Regions from separate parts of the Homo sapiens genome. Here region 2 is linked to region 1. The links are chromatin loops, found by intact Hi-C in ENCODE. Cell type or tissue: dorsolateral prefrontal cortex. All regions are shown on one strand. Links, peaks and the distances in the headings refer to the core of each region. The heading gives the core; the rest is flanking DNA. Region 1 has its middle 60 kb from the start of GSPT2. Region 2 has its middle 4.1 kb from the start of CENPVL3.

What was found. Hi-C counts contacts between places; a loop is a spot of excess contacts. Peaks named below come from ENCODE experiments on the same cell type or tissue, not always from the same donor. Only the 100,000 strongest peaks of a DNase experiment are listed, where the experiment ranks them.
Region 2: a loop joins it to region 1, with 4 times the contacts of the local background. A loop is called at or near these places in 3 of 110 quality-filtered maps.

The regions. Positions count from the first base shown.
Region 1 is chrX:51,801,635-51,804,555 of GRCh38, reverse strand. It overlaps a transcript of MAGED1 not described here. Among named protein-coding and RNA genes, the nearest start is that of GSPT2, 60 kb to the right of the region's middle. In dorsolateral prefrontal cortex, for the core only: no CTCF peak of the experiment used is centred there; a DNase peak (open chromatin) is centred at 1,475; H3K4me3 peaks cover 1,703 bases; H3K27ac peaks cover 858 bases; H3K27me3 peaks cover 1,106 bases.
Region 2 is chrX:51,613,336-51,616,256 of GRCh38, reverse strand. No RefSeq gene overlaps it. Among named protein-coding and RNA genes, the nearest start is that of CENPVL3, 4.1 kb to the left of the region's middle. In dorsolateral prefrontal cortex, for the core only: a CTCF peak has its summit at 1,691 (motif pointing left); no DNase peak of the experiment used is centred there; H3K27me3 peaks cover 2,500 bases.

The DNA of each region.
Region 1 (2,921 bases), core at 229-2,728:
TCTGGCAAATAAAAATTATTCAATAAAAAATTATTGAATGAATGGATGGATGCACAGTGGGTTGAAACAAGTGTGATATTTAAATGCTGTGTAATAATGATTTGAATAGAGTATAAAGAGACATCAGCAATACTCTTTCCTAAGTGTTTTGGTGTCACAAAAGCTCTGCCTCATTGTTTATTCTTAAATAAAAACTATACATGGCCTAGAAAAGATAATCACCCCTTAGTCTGGCAAGCATAACACACAGGAAGGAGTCCACTGCTTATTCAAAGAGAACTTTGGTTAAATTCCTCGTTAGATCCTGATAGAGCCTGGAAAACTCTGATTCTCAGCATAAATTTAATGATCATTTCGGTACTGTGATTATTATTTAATAACTAATGTTCTCACAAGATAAATTTGACATGGTAACAAATGTAATAGAAAAGTACATTTCACATTGCAACAAATAGATTGTGTAATACTTGCAAAGCTCTCAGAAAAAGTCTTCGTCTGCAAAATGTCAGCTTGCTGTTTAATGTTGCTATCAGAGACCAGAAAAGAAATTGCATAATAAACTCAACTCATATAAAGTAATAAATTTGTGACTGGATGCCATTCCTGTCAACCATTTCACTGCTAAGAGAAGTTTTACAGGGGATGGGAAAGCTTACGCTGAAGCTGAAACCAGGTTACAGGTATAATCCACTATGTTTGCCCCCCAAAATCTGAGGATTCAATTCTATGGCAACATAAAAAAATAAATGCAATGTGTAGAAGACTGAAACCTGTGCAATAGTATCTAAATGATGTGTAATTTTGTTTAGAGTTAAAAAAAAAAAAAAAAAAGAACATCATTTGGACAAGTGCCTATGCCTCTTAGGGCTCTAAGGTTTCTGCTTCTTTGCTTATACTTTAAAAGAACCAAAAAAAAAAAAAAAAAAAAGCCTTGACCTTGAAGTCACACCTACTGTTGCAAAGTACGTAATTTACTGGTCTCCGCGGGAGGGGAACAGGAAAGACCAAAGGCCAGCAGGGGGAGTAAAACAGAGGGTAGGAAGGGGCTCGCAAAGAGTCGCAGGTTAACAGGATGGGGGGCAGAAGGCGGAGGTGAGAGGTAGGAGGTAGGAGTGACCTGTGGTAGAGGGAATGACGCTGGCTCAGACCAGAGAAGAGGATACGGGATAAAGAGGAGAGGTGAAGCATGACCAGGAGTCAAGCGGTTAAAGGGACCACCAGAGTGAGGAGGTGAGGCAGGAGCGGGCCCCCCATCTCCGGAGGAGAAGGGAGGAGATAGCGAGGCGATCAGAACCACAGGCGTCAGAAGCATCCTTCATACAACGCACGCGGGGATGAATTCTCCTTTCCACCCCACGTTGAGGCACAAAAGGAGGTTTCCCTGGAGTGTATGGGGATTTATTTGTGAGAATTACCAAGTCCCCTTCTTTACACTCACCTTGACGAAGAAGGCAGCAACGATGGCGTGACCGGAAGTGCTGTCCTCTTTTGTTTGGCGGAAGCTTTAGCTTCTGCAGCCGCTACCCCCTCCTTCACTTCAGGCAACTTCCTGTGCCTCTCTAGCAAGCTCTGCAATGCTCTATCTCATTGACTCCCTCCCTAGATCAACACCTACGTTGTGATGTAAACCGGCAGGGAGAGAGAATCACTAACTTTTTACAAATCCTAATTCTTGTCGTGCCAGGAGCTGCAGTATCTCTGCCAAATCCCTCATGTACAATTCGCCACCTCTCCTTGTTGATTCGCCTTAGAAATATCTCCCTTCATCTTAGTCCCTTAACTCAGGCCTCATTTTCTCTGTCTTGGATGTCTACAGTTACATATTTACCAAACTGATTTACTGTTTTCTGGCACACCACTTTTAAAAAGTTCATTTGTATTAGCGGTATACTTCAATTTCAAGCTTTTTACAAAAATCTTCAATCTAAATCATTTTTGCTTTGAGATCGTATCCAGAGTTACATACCATATTCAAATATCCAAAGAATAAACGTGGACTCATTTAGAAAGCATTCTTGCATTATTTTACATACTCCCCAAGAAAAGGAAGAAAATGAAAACTGAAAAAAAATGTTTCAATAATAAAAATCCGTACTCTGGTTAAATACTTTCAGAACAAGTTTAGAACTGAATTATTTATTGCCACTACCTCCAGAAAGTTCTCCTGGCCCCCAAATCTGCGCCACAATTCTCACCACAGGGGAGGATCTCTTGTGGTTATTTTTAGTCAGTCCACAAGTATATACTGAGCACCTACCATGTCCCAAATACTATGCTACACCCAGAGACACTACACTAGGATCCCAGAGCCTAGAGCTAAAGATGACATTTAAACACTTAAGAGCCTAGCATAAAATACGTGTTTATCAATGTTTGTTAAATGAATAAATGACCAAAATGTGGTCAGAGCAAAGAAGGAAACTAGCAATAAGGTCGGTCCTTAGTTTTGCTGGTACTTTTACAATTTATTTCAACAATTTGACTCACGTTCCCCACTAAGCACTGCTTTAGCTGCATCCCACCAATCTTTATATTTTGTATTTTGATATTTTTGTATATTGATTCTAATTTAGTGCAAAATGATCTCTAATTTTACCTTTGTAGTTCCTCCTTTTTTTTTTTTTTTTGAGACAGGGTTTCACTCTGTTGTCCAGGCTGGAGTGCAGTGGCATGATAATAGTTCACTATAACCTCAAACTCCTAAGCTCAAGTGATCCTCCTGCTTCAGTCTCCCGAGTAGCTAGACTACAGAAGCACACCACCATGTCCAGCTAATCTTTTTTTATTTTTTGTAGAGATGGGGTCTTGCTTTGTTACCTAGGCTGGTCTTGAACTCTTGGGCTCAAGCAATTCTCCTGCCTCAGCCTCCCAAAGTGCCGGGATTACAGGCATGAGCCACTGTCTCCAGTGTGTACTTCCTC
Region 2 (2,921 bases), core at 209-2,708, 190 kb after region 1:
CTGGTGAGAAGGAATGGGAGGGGGGCTAAAACCTGAGAAAGAACAAGCTGTTGGGGAAGGGGATGACTGAGTAAGAACTGGAGAGAAAGAGAAGCAACGAGCAGCTTATATCCAGCAAGGAATATAGGGGAAAGCAAGAGGTGTTTAAGGGAGTCTTTGGGGGATTTTACCACAGGTTCCAGGAAGTCAGTGTTTTCCCCTTTATTTCCAAAGGAGGCTTTAAAGTTAATGTTACTTTATGTGTTAGCTGTCTTTTTTTCTATTGCACAGAAGTATATCTTACACTTCAAAATTGTGAATGAATGTTTGTGAGCCATTAGTGATCATGGACCCTGACAGTGGCCACTGTGCCATGCTTCAGGCATCTCTTACTTCAAGGAAAGAGCAAGGGCTGAAAACCCAACTCTTCTATGCACTACTGTCCAGCTTTGTAAAATCTGTCAAAATACAAAAAATTAGCCAGGTGTGGTGGCGGACGCCTGTAATCCCAGCTACTCAGGAGGCTGAGGCAGGAGAATTGCTTGAACCCGGGAGGCGGAGGTTGCAGTGAGCCGAGATTGCGCCATTGCACTCCAGCCTGGGTGAGAGAGCAGGACTCTGTCTCAAAAAAGAAAAAAATCTATAAAAGCCCACCCTCATCTTCATTGTGAGGATGAAATGAGGGCGTGTGTATAATCTGCTGGTACAGTGGCTAACGCCCAGCAGGCACTCAAGAATTTGCTATGATGGTTGCTCTTATTAGGTGACGACACTGATAAATAGAACCAAGGGTCATGATTGCACTCTATCCTAAGATTTAGATACTTTCATGGATACCCTCTCAGGTGCGATGTTTTTGGACACTTAAAGTGAGAGTTACATCAATCCAGTGACAGGGTAGAAGGAGTAATAGGAAGTAAATCCGTAGGGTGCTGCATGATCTTTCTCCTCTTAATGGATTTATCAGACAACATCCACTGTTTCTTCCCCATCCACATTCATCCAAGCTGTGACAGGGGAATCACCATAGATGGAACCTCATCCTCTCCCACCTCATACCCTATTCTCTGCCTAGCCTTCCTCCACTTTATGCCTCCTGGCTGCCCAGCACTGTTTTCCATGCTAAGATAGAACAGTGAACAAAAAACACAGTCTCTAGGTCCTTATCACTTCCATTTAGCGAATGAGAAAGCCTCCAAATACAGTGTGACTAGGAAAAAGTGGGGTGCTGTGGGAGCACAGAAAAGAGGCCAGTTAATAAGTTTATTCTTGGGCCAGTTAATAAACTTATTTGGACCTCAGTTTTAGTGTCCTCATCTCTAAAATTGTTATGATAATAACACTCATCTCCTAATCTTGTCCTCTCTCCAGGATGAGATACCCAGGAACCTAAAGAGACCGGCCATGTTCTAGGTGAAACCATTAGCTCTGTGTTCTGTGTTAGTCACAAGTCAGCATGGAGGGGAAGTATTACAGGACCCCTGGGAACCTGGTCTACCCTGGGGTCATAGGTAAGGAAATGGGAGGTGGGCGCAGGGCTGGTGCCATTTCCATCTTCTCATCTGTATCTTCACATCTACTGAAAAGGCTTCTTTTATTTATTAGGTGTTCTGCACTATGAGGACTTATAATTACATTGTTAGGAAACTAAAGTTAGTCCTCGCGGGCTATGCTATAGAAGGTGGTACCAGCAGTAGTATATCGCCCTCCAGTGGACGTTATAAGTGATGGCACATTGTTGGATGATTTTACTTTAACACTTGAGAAATTCATAGGGAATGGGATGACGCTTGCTTCCTCAGAATCTCTGGGAAAGAAGCCCAGTAGTTAGGATGCTTTCCTCTATAATAAGCATTCTAGGAATTACAACCAGGAAGAATAGAATCAAGAAGAGAAAGAGGCACTGTTTTTTTCTGTGTCCTTTCCGTGAAATAGGACATCTTTCATAAAATCATTGCTCCCAAATTTTATTTCCTTGCTAAATAAAATCCTCGACTATTTGAATATTAAGAATACAACCTACATCAGTGAATTTCCAGCATCTAGTCATGTCCGATCATGCAACTTTGACTGTGATATATGAATAGGAAATTGGCATGGATTCATTTTTTTCTAACTGTTTTTTATCCCCATCCTATGAACTGAGCCCTCCAGCTGTCATAGTGTCTTTCCTCACACTGGTATGGCAGGTACTGAAGTAGGCTCCTGGATATAGAAATGAGTAAGGCATCCTTGATCTCAGTCCTTGTGGAGCTCATGGTCTGTTGAGGAAGACAACAAAACAAGAAACTACAACAAACAGTGATAGGTGCTCATAGCAGTAGGGGAATTCAAGATGTTCTGACAGTATATATCAAGATGGAGGCAAGATATAGCCTTTCAAAAGAAGAGACACGCTATCTGAGATATAGCAAATAAATAGGAGTTAGGTGAAAAGCAGAACTAGAATTTTCCAGAGAGTGGAATAATATATATGAGGTCTTAGAAGCTGGAGAGAGTGTGACATACATGAAGATCAGACTTCTATCCTGGTCCCAGTACCAGATCATAAATTACATTTGTTTAATTTCTGTTTTCTGTGAGATATTTGAAGGCAAGGACACTGCCCAATTCTTTGTGAATCCCAAGTGCCCCGTACATCATTTGACATATCATTATCCAATAAATATCTGTGTATGCATAAGCTAAGAATACTCACTGTGCACCAGTTACTGAAGTAGAGCTTCTATTGGGGTTTTACAACTTCCAGAATTATACTTATTTAGAAAGCACATAACTTAAAATATAGCTATTTCCTGCCAATGGTGGGAAATTCTGAAAAAATGTATTTACGGTTTGAGTAAAAAGAAGTGGGGGAAACAATTAGCCAGTGTTTTTGAAAATTTTGAAGCATTCATTGCACATACACATTAATATGTCCATGCATTAACCTGTTTAAAAAT